Regions from separate parts of the Homo sapiens genome. Here region 2 is linked to region 1. Evidence: chromatin contacts called from ENCODE Hi-C or POLR2A ChIA-PET data. All regions are on one chromosome and are shown on one strand. The core of a region is the stretch at or near the end of the contact, and the rest is flanking DNA. Distances in the headings are between cores, read along the strand shown. Region 1 overlaps SIPA1L3 (signal induced proliferation associated 1 like 3). Region 2 overlaps RYR1 (ryanodine receptor 1).

Region 1 (4,746 bases), core at 1,291-3,790:
GGCTGCTGTGAGACCCTGTCTCAAAAAAACCTAAAAATTTAAATAAATAAATAAATACATACATACATACACATGTATGGCATGGGTAATGGGTATTTACACATATTTTATATATATATATGTGGCAAATATATATATATATATATATATATATATGGCAAATACTTACCTGTGCTATATAGGTTTTGAATATGTTATGTTTAGGTTTCTGGGTTGGGTTTGGGTTGGTTTGCTAGTGAACATTCTCTCTTGTTTCTGTGGGTGGGTTCTAAGCAGTGGCATGGGCCCCCAGCTGCATGTCATTTCAGTTTGCAGTGACGCCTTCCTGGACGATTCCCAGCTTTGTTGGGAGGGGCCATTGTCTGATCCTTGAAGAACCAAGAGACCATAACGGTGTGGGAGGTGGAAGGGGGAGGATTGTGGCATTCAGACCCTGGATGCAGGTAGCCGTGTCGGCCAAGCTGCGGGAACTGAGTGGCTGTGGATGGAGTTTCTCTCTCCTGGATGTTTAGTGGGTCTCATCACATTCCCTCATCCTGGCAGTCTTGCCTGGGTACCTGAAGCTTGTGTGTGGGACAGTTGCTAGGGGCCAGATTTCTGTCAAAGGATGCTTCCTGGCACAATTCTTGATTACTTTTATTTTGAAGTGATTTTAGAGTTATAAAAAAGTTGTGAAAATGGTTACAAAGTTCACATGTCTACCCTACATCCAGCTTCCCCCATGTTACCATCTTATACAACCTTAACACAGTGATCAAAACAGGAAATTCACACAACCCAGTACGATTAACTCAATGACAGACATTAATCACATTTCACCAGTTTTTCTGCGGATGTCCTTTTTTCTTCCAAGAGTCTATTCTTGATCCCACATTGCATTTGGTTTTCTTGTCTCCTTAACCTCCTCCGATCTGGAACAATTCCTCCGTCTTTCCTAGCCTTTCATGACCCAGACACTTTGGAAGAGGACTGCTCTGCTATTTTGTTGGGTGTTTCAACTTGGGTTTTTCTGATGTTTTCTCATGACCTGATTGAGGTTATTCATTATTTGGAACAGTGCCACACAGGCAGCATGCCCTTCTCAGTGCGTCATTGTGGGGGTCTGTGACATCAATGCATCATATTTCCGGTAATGTTCACCTAGATCACTTGGTTAAGTTGCTGTGTGCCAGATTTCTCCACAGTAAAGTTACACTTTTCCCTTTGTAATTAATGGCTATCTTGGGGCACTCCAGGCCAGGAGTTTGAAACCAGCTTGTGCAATGAAGTGAGACCCTAGCTCTAAAAAAATAAAATAGAAACAAATTAGCCAGGTGTGGTGGTGCACACCTGTAGTCCCAGCTACTCAGGAGGTTGAGGCAGGAGGATCGCTTGAGCCCAGGATGCGGAGATTGCAGTGAGCTGAGATCGTGCCACTGCACTCCAGTGTGGGTGACAGAGCAAGAGCCTGTCTCTTTAAAACAAAACAAAAATGCTACCTTTGGGGAGAAACTTTGAGGCTATGCTAATATCCCACATCCCGCTTTTCCTCAAACTTCCACCCACTAATTTTACCATCCATTGGTGGCCGGGTCTTGTCTACAGCAGTTACTGCTGTGCTGTTTCCCTGATGGCAGTTTTTGTGTGCCTCTCATTCCATCTACATTTATTAATTGGAACTCTTCTGTAAGGAAGACCTGTCCCTTCCCCCTTATTTCTTTATTTAGTTACTAATTTATATCCTATGGGCTCATAGATACTTGTTTTAATCTAGCACATTCCTTTTTCATGTGATAAAAGCTCCCAAGTTCCAAGTAAATTCCTAGCATTGCCTCTCACACAGCAGGAAGAACGGCACTTTTCCTACGTGGTAACCAGGGCCTTAGGGAACTTGGAAAGAACATGAACAGGTTTCGTTTGTTCATTCATTTATTTTCCTTCACTCAGCAAATATGCATTTGAGCACCTACTATCTGCTTCTAGGCACTAGGGATTCAGGAATGAAAAAACAAACTCCTTACCTTAAGGGAACGGACATCCTACTGGAGAATAAAACAGTAAACAGATAAAAAGTGAATATAGGGCTGGGCATGGTGGCTCACACCTGTAATCCCAACACCTTTGGGAGGCCAAGGTGGGCGGGTCACTTGCGGTCAGGAGTTCAAGACCAGCCTGGCCAACATGGTGGCCGTCTCTACTAAACCCCGTCTCTACTAAAAATACAAAAAAATTAGCCAACCGTGGTGGCACACACCTGTAATCCTAGCTACTTGAGAGGCTGAGGTGGGAGGATCGCTTGAACCCAGAGGCAGAGGTGGCAGTGAGCTGAGGTTGCGCCACTGCACTCCAGCCTGGGCAACAGAGCGAGACTCGGTCTCAAAAAAAAAAAAGAAGTGAATATAGGATAAGTTGGATGTATATAGTGTACATAGGATGTATATAGGAGTATATAGTGATGAATAAAGCAGGGAAGGGGACTGGCCTCACAGGGCAATTTTCGGACAAGGTGGCCAAGGAAGGCCTCTCTGAGGAGGCCCTGAATAGAGGAGGGAGTGAGGCGGTCCCCAGCCTAATTCATCCACAGCCATCCGGGAGATCACAGTCAAATCATCTCCCTTCTGAACACAGTTTCTGTGAAAAGGAAATGTGTTCCCTCTCCAAGGGGCAGCCCTGCTCAGCTGGAGCCAGTCTTATCCCTGAGTATTGCCAGATCTGATGTTCCCCGCAATAGAAAAGGAAAGTGAAAAATTTTTTGCCAGTCCATTGAACCCAAATTATGCAACGTCAGATAATGAATGACTGTGACTATGTTTTGTTTTCATTGTGTTTATTTTTTAAGTTTGCTTTTCTTTGTAGCAAAAGATAGCAATTTTTCATTTTTAGTGGTGATATGGATTCTTTTTAAATATATAAAGCTTGAACATCACTTGAGGGCTGGGTGCAGTGGCTCACTCTATAATCCCAGCTCTTTGGGAGGTCAAGGCAGGAGAATCACTTGAGGCCAAGAGTTTAAGACCAGCCTGGGCAGCAGAGTGAGACTCCATCTCTACAAAAAATGTTTTAAATAGCCAGGCTTGGTGGCATGCACCTGTAGTCCCAGGAACTCGGACGGCTATGGCAGGAGGATCACTTGCGCCCAGGAGGTCGAGGCCATGCTACTGTACTCCAGCCCCGGGCAATAGAGCGAGAGAGATACGTATGTGTGTGTGTGTGTGTGTGTGTGTGCGTGTATGTAAATAATTGTACAGATGGGGAGTAGATACAGCTGAAAAGGAAGGGTGGAACACAGCGACTGGGCTTGGTAAGCACTGTATGGCTCAGCCACCCACTGTTTTTCCTCTGGGTCAGGGGTTCTCAGCAGCGGGCCTGAGCTGAAATTGGCAAACAATTACCATGGGTGTGCGCCTTGAGCCATTTGCATCATGGTATGTGCATTCGGCCAGGAATGTCTTCAAGTTTCAGGAACAGAAACCCCCGCTCACTGCAGCTTGATTGAATGAGGGCTTATTTCTCGCTCACAACAGCACACCTGGAGGTGCTTGGCTGCCAGTGTTAGTTTGGTGGCTGGGCAGTGTCAGGGCAGAGCCGCTTTGATTCTCTTGATCTTTCCCCTCATGGACACATCGCTCCTGCTGCCATGTCGCATAGCCTCCCCTAGCTCCAAGGAAGGTGGCAAATGTTATTTAACTTTTCAGCCTTTCCTGAGGAGGAAGCCAGAGAAAAAATGAATTGAGAGTATCTGTTGGGGTGGCCAGCCAGCACTGCCTGGTTTCATGGGGAAGGAAAAGCAGTAATAATGAACATTAATGGGTGCTGACTCTGTGCCAAGCCCTGCCGTAAGCGCCTCACGTGCATGATCTCATTCAGTTCTTGTAACTACCCTAAGACGTCACTGCTGTGATATCCCCATGGTAATGATGAGGAAACTGAGGCACGAGTGGTGAAGCTGCCTGCCAGGTAGAGGAGCTGGGACAGGGAGGCATGCAGCCTGGGTCCAGGGCCCCTGTTCTTAGCCACTACACTTTGTTGCCTCATAAGAGGTCCGGGGGTGCGGGGGGTGGGGTACAGGGGACCAGGCTGCTCACTGTCTGGCCTGGGTTTAAATTCTTCCAGCAAGGGCAGAGCCCAGCAGTGTGTTTTGCTTTGGGGAAGTTGTGATCATTAAAAAACTGTCTTGTGAATCACATCCGCCCCTGTGTAACTAACTACCTCCCACTGGTTCAGGTCTAGTCCTCGGGAGAGCACCAGCTGCACGTCTTATTCCTGGCAGCCCTGCAGGGACTTACAAGTGGCTGAGGGAACCCCTCTTGGCCTCCCTTTTTCCAAACTATACCTGTGCTTTTAGTTATTCTTCCCAGGATGAGCCTTCTAGCCTTTTCTTTCTCTGGAGGTCTGCTGGTTGATTGCGCACACATTTGATATGCGCCTCCCCTGCCCGTCCCTGTAGAGTAGTGGGGATGCAGTGGTGACTGGACCAGCCTCATGGCTGGGTGGCTCTGCCCTCATGCGGCTCCCCATCCGGTGAGGGAAGCAGACCTTCAGACCCCAGAGTGGTCAGGTCTGTGATCGGGGAAGCCCAGGGGAGTGGGAACCCAGTGGAGGTGCCTAACCCAGCCTAGGGGTCAAAGAGGGCTCCTGGAAGCAGCTTTTGGGCTTTGGAGGTGGAATAGAGATTCATCAAGGAGCCGTTTCTACCATCTTCTCCACCTGCCTTTCTTCAGTGAAACTCTCACGACAGCTCTCCTTTCTGAACTTCTGTTTCCCTCC
Region 2 (5,311 bases), core at 694-3,193, 520 kb after region 1:
CCTAACCCAAAATAAAACAGTACAAATAAAAAAGTCACAGTCCTTTAAATCATCAAATATCTAGTGAGTGTGCAAATTTCCAAATCTCATAACTTTCATGTAACTATCAGGATTTTTTGTAGCTTCTTTAAATCAGAATCCAAACAAGGGCCACCCATTGCAATTGGCTGATACTTTTTAAAATCATCTTTCATCTCTTGCTTCCCCTCTATTATCTTTTCTTTTTCCTTGCAATTTATCTCCTGGAGATCCAGTCCTGCAGATCTTTACTGTCCAACAGAAATACAATATGAGCAATATGTATATTTTTAAATTTTCTTCTTTTTTTTGAGACAGGGTCTCACTCTGTTGTCCAGGCTGGAGTGCAGTGGGGCAATCTCAGCTCACTGTAACCTCCACCTGTCAGGTTCAAGTGATTCTCCTGCCTCAGCCTCCTGAGTAGCTGGGATTACAGGCATGCGCCACCACACCTGGCTAATTTTTGTATTTTTAGTAGAGACAAGGTTTCGCCATGTTGGCCAGGGTAGTCTCAAACTCCTGGCCTAAAGTGATCTGCCCTCCTCACCCTCCGAAAGTGCTGGGATTACAGGCGTGAGTCACCATAATTTTAAATTTTCTAATAGCCATGTTTTTTAAAAAGTAAAAAGAGGACCGGCATGGTGGCTCGTGCCTGTAATCCCAGCACTTTGGGAGGCCAAGGCGGGAGGATCACTTGAGGCCAGGAGTTTGAGCCAGCCTGCGTAACACAGCAAAACCCTATCTCTATAAAAACTTTAAAAAATAACCAGGTGTAGTAGTGCATATCTGTAGTCCCAGTTACTGGGGAGGCTGAGGCAGGAGGATCTCTTGAACCTTGGAGGTTAATGCTGCAGTGAGCCATGTTCATGGCACTGTACTTCAACCTGGGCAACTGAGCAAGACTCTGTTAAAAAAAAAAAAAAGTAAAATGAAACACTACACATAATCTAGTACACTCAGGATATTATTTCAACATGGAATCAATCCTGTTTATTTATTTATAGAGATGGGGTCTTGCCATGTTGCCCAGGCTGGTCTCAAACTCCTGTGCTCAAGCAATCCACCCTCCTCAGCCACCCAAGGTGCTGGGATTACAGGCAAGAGCCACTGTGCCTGGCCATAATCAATCTAAAAAATGATTAGCTCGACATTTTTCATTCTTTTTTCACACTAAGTCTATCAGTGGATAGTGCTGTCCTAGTTGTAGAGCTTCCCATAGTCTGGACCTGACCAATGCGTCCTTGTGGTGTCATTTCATGTGTTCCTGTGTCCCCTGGGTTTCCTCCAAAGTGGGACTCAGCCAAAGTTCGAGCAGATTCAGATTTGGGTGTAAGGAGTTTTTTAGCCAGAACCTTCCTATGTGGGGCTACTGTATACCTCCACCAGGAGGCACCTCCTTTCCAGATGCCAGCAGCTGTTTCTGCTCAACACTCAGACATATTCATTCATTAGAGATTGCAAAATGGCGATAGTCTCATTTCTTTTTTTTTTTTTTTTTTTTGTGACAGAGTCTCATTCTGTCACCCAGGCTGGAGTGCAGTGGCATGCTCTCGGCTCACTGCAACCTCCGCCTCCCAGGTTCAAGCGATTCTCCTGCCTCAGCCTCCCAAAGTGCTGGGATTATAGGCATGAGCCACGGCGCCCAGCCTCTTAGTTTTCATGATGCTTCCTTCACTTGACAAATGAGTATGAGTACCTACTGTGTGTCAGGCACTGCCCTGGTCCTGAAGGTACAGCAGTGAACAAAACAGAGAGCCCACTGTGGGGGCTGATAGTCCAGTGGGAAGGGGCAGATGCAAATAACGAAATACACGAAGTAATTGCAGGTTATAATCTGTGGTCTGAAGGGTGTGGGAGTGAGCAGGGTGTGGTAAGCCCTGTAAACCGGCTGGTGGCGGAAGGCCTTCTGCAGGAGGGGACAGCGAAGCTGAGAGTTGAAAGATACCATATGACTCAGCGAGGCTGTGGTGTCCCAGGCAAAGGGGACAGTAAATGGAAAGGCTGAAAAATGGGAACAAGAGGGACAGAGAGCAGCCTGGGCAACATGGCGAAACCAAACCCTGTCCCTACAAAAAATACAAAAATTAGCTAGGCATGGTGGCCTATGCCTGAAGTCCCAGCTACTTGGGAGGCTGAGGCAAGAGAATCACTTGAACCCAGGAGGGGGAGGTTGCTGTGAGCCAAGATCGCGTCATTGCACTCCAGCCTGGGTGACAAGAGCGAAATTCTGTCTCAAAAAAAAGAAATAAAAATACAAAAATTAGCTAGGCATGGTGGTGCATGCCTGTATTCCCAGCTACTCGGGAGGCTGAGGCAGGAGAATCGCTTGAACCCGGGAGGCGGAGGTTGCAGTGAGCCGAGATTGCACCACTGCACTCCAGCATGGGCAACAGAGTGAGACTCTCTCAAAAATAAAATAAAATAATACAATAAAATATAAAATAAAATAAAATACTAGCCAGGCACGATGACTCATGCCTGTAATCTCGATACTTTGGGAGGCTGAGGTGGGAGGATCGCTTGAGCCCAGGAGTTCAAGACCAGCCTAGAAAACATAATGAGACCTTGTCTCTACAAAAAAACTGTTTAAAAAATTAGCTGGGTATGGTGGTGCATGCCTGTGGTCCCAACTTGGAAGGCTAAGACGGGAGGATCACTTGAGCCCAGGAGGTCGAGGCTATGGCAAGCCATGATCACTCCATTACACTCCAGCCTAGGTAGTAGAGACAGACTTTGTCTCAAAAAATTAATAATAAAGTAAAACAACTAAAAGACTATAAGTAGACTGTAACACAAAGAAAGGATAAATGCCAGAGGGAATGGATAACGCATTAACCCTGATGTGAGTACGTATTGCATGCCTATATCAAAATAGTTCATCTACCCCATAAATAAATACAACTACTATGTACCCACAAAAATGAAAAATAAAAAGGCCTGGCTCATGCCTGTAATCCTAACACTTTGGGAGGCCAAGGCGGGCAGATCACTTGAGATCAGGAGTTCAAGACCAGCCTGGCCAACATGGCGAAACCCCATCTCTACTAAAAATACAAAAATTAGCTTGGCGTGGTAGCACATGCCTGTAATCTCAGCTACTCAGAAGACTGAGGCAGGAGAATCGCTTGAACCCTGGAGGCAGAGGTTTCAGTGAGCCAAGATCACGCCACTGCACTCCAGCCTGGGTGACAGAGCAAGACTCTGTCTCAAAAAATAAAAATAATTTTTTAAAAAAATAGTCCAGGTGTGGTGGCTCACACCTGTAATCCTAGCACTTTGGGAGGCCCAGGCAGGCAGATCACCTGAGGTCAGGAGTTCAAGGCCAGCCTGGCCAACATGGCGAAACCCTGTCTCTACTAAAAATACAGAATTAGCCAGTGTGGTGGCACACGCCTGTAGTCCCAGCTACTCAGGAGGCTGAGACAGGAGAATCACTTGAACCCAGGAGGCGGAGGCTGCAGTGAGCCAAGATCGTGCCACTGCACTCTAGCCTGGGCAAGACAGAGCAAGACTCCGTCTCAATAAGTAAGTAAGTAAATAAATAAATAAAGGGATGGGCAATGAATGATGACACAGAGAGATCAGCAAATCACAAGAGCAAAGTCTAGGAGTGAATGGAGGTGATAGTGTCCCAGGCGCCTGTGGAGAGGTGGGCTTCTTTTTTTTTTTTTTTTTTTTTTTGAGACAGGGTCTCGCTCTTATTGCCCAGGCTAGGTGCAATGGCACAATCTTGGCTCACTGCAACATCCGCCTCCCAGGTTCAAGCCATTCTCCTGCTTCAGCCTCTCAAGTAGCTGGGATTACAGGCACGCACCATCATGCCTAACTAATTTTTGTATTTTTAGTAGAGACGGGGTTTCACCATGTTGTCCAGGCTGGTCTCGAACTCCTGACCTCAGGTGATCCACCCGCCTCGGCCTCCCAAAGTCCTGGGATTACAGGCATGAGCCACCACACCTGGCCAGAGGTGGATTTTTGAGACAGACAGTGTCACACTGCTCATGATAGAGGGGTAGGCAAGCAGACGAGGTGAGGGCAGAAGGTGAGGGGTTCCGGTGTGATTATGTCTCCATGCTCTGTGGTTTCTAGAGCCCTTCATGATTTGCAAAGCATGTTACTCATTTAGAAAGCATTTTGCAAAGTTCTGGGGTTTTTACAAAGCACTTTTGAGAGCCAGAAAATTTTGCTTCTGTTCATACCCCAGAGCAACATTTCTCACACTGCATGTTGCTACCCGTCTGGAGGTAATGAAATTAATTTAGCAATGCGTAACTCGTGACCAGCATCTTTAGAAATAAAATAGAACACTGCAGAGTGTGCTACACAGCAAAGGTCAGAATTATGTCATGAAACCTTTTTTTTTTTTTTTGAGTCACATTGTAAAATGTATTCTTATGGTTGAGTGAGTGCGGTCAAGAACATTTTATGCTGCTCTAGAGAACCTCTTGCAAAAATGCATGGGCAATCAGCACAAGAATGTTCAAGAAAAGTGTTGTCTGAAAGAAATCTGTGGGTGAACTTGGTGATTTATGCTTGTAATCCCAACACTTTGGGAGGCGGAGGAGGGCAAATCACCTGAGTTCAGGAGTTTGGGACAAGCCTGGGCAACATGGCAAAACCCCGTCTACAAAAAAATACAAAAATTCACCAGGCACAGTGGCATGCACCTGTAGTCCTAGCTACTCAGGAGGCTGAAGCACGAGACTCATTTGACCCTGGGAGGTGGAGGCTGCAATGAGCTGAGATCGTGCCACTGCACCACTCCAGCCTGGGTGAAAGAGTGAGACCCTGTCTCAGAAAAAAAAAACAAAAACAAAATACAAATCTGGAAGCAACCTACATTTCCATTAGCAGGATAACAGATAAAGAGTGTTATGGCTGGGCGCGGTGGCACACACCTGTCACCCCTGCACTTTGGGAGGCCGAGGCGGGTGGATCACCTGAGGACAGGAGTTCGAGACCAGCCTGGCCAACATGATGAAACCCTATCTCACTAAAAATACAAAAAATTAGCCAGGTGTGGTGGCGGGCACCTGTAATCCCAGCTGCTCAGGAGGCTGAGGCAGGAGAATCACTTGACCCTGGGAGGTGGAGGTTGCAGTGAGCTGAGATCATGCCACTGCACTCCAGCCTGGGCGACAAGAGCGAAACTCCGTCTCAAAAAAAAAAAAAAAAAAAAAGAGAAAGAAAAAGAAAAAAAAGCAAGTTTCAGCTGAGGTGGGAGGATCCCTTGAGCCCAGGAGTTTGAGACCAGCCTTGGCAACATAGGGAGACCTTATCTCTACAAAAAAAA

The links. Hi-C counts contacts between places; a loop is a spot of excess contacts on that map. ChIA-PET counts read pairs that join two places held with the same protein, here RNA polymerase II (POLR2A). Pooled maps may share reads with other maps.
Region 2: a loop to region 1 is called in a map with no recorded cell type, with 6 times the contacts of the local background. The contact joins two enhancer-like sites. A Hi-C loop is called at or near these places in 9 of 37 single-sample maps with no recorded cell type and 5 of 50 pooled maps. POLR2A ChIA-PET finds 5 or more read pairs at or near these places in 1 of 52 experiments (activated B cell).

Annotation. Positions count from the first base shown.
Region 1 is chr19:38,030,496-38,035,241 of GRCh38, forward strand. All of the region lies in intron 2 of SIPA1L3 (signal induced proliferation associated 1 like 3), which reads left to right. Among named protein-coding and RNA genes, the nearest start is that of SIPA1L3, 130 kb to the left of the region's middle. Within about 2 kb of position 2,541, at least 6 of the 41 ENCODE cell types and tissues checked have a DNase peak (open chromatin) inside an H3K27ac peak, as active enhancers do.
Region 2 is chr19:38,555,553-38,560,863 of GRCh38, forward strand. The region is part of intron 89 of RYR1 (ryanodine receptor 1); the gene reads left to right. Among named protein-coding and RNA genes, the nearest start is that of MAP4K1-AS1, 38 kb to the right of the region's middle. RefSeq lists an enhancer at 1,740-1,929. Within about 2 kb of position 1,944, at least 3 of the 41 ENCODE cell types and tissues checked have a DNase peak (open chromatin) inside an H3K27ac peak, as active enhancers do.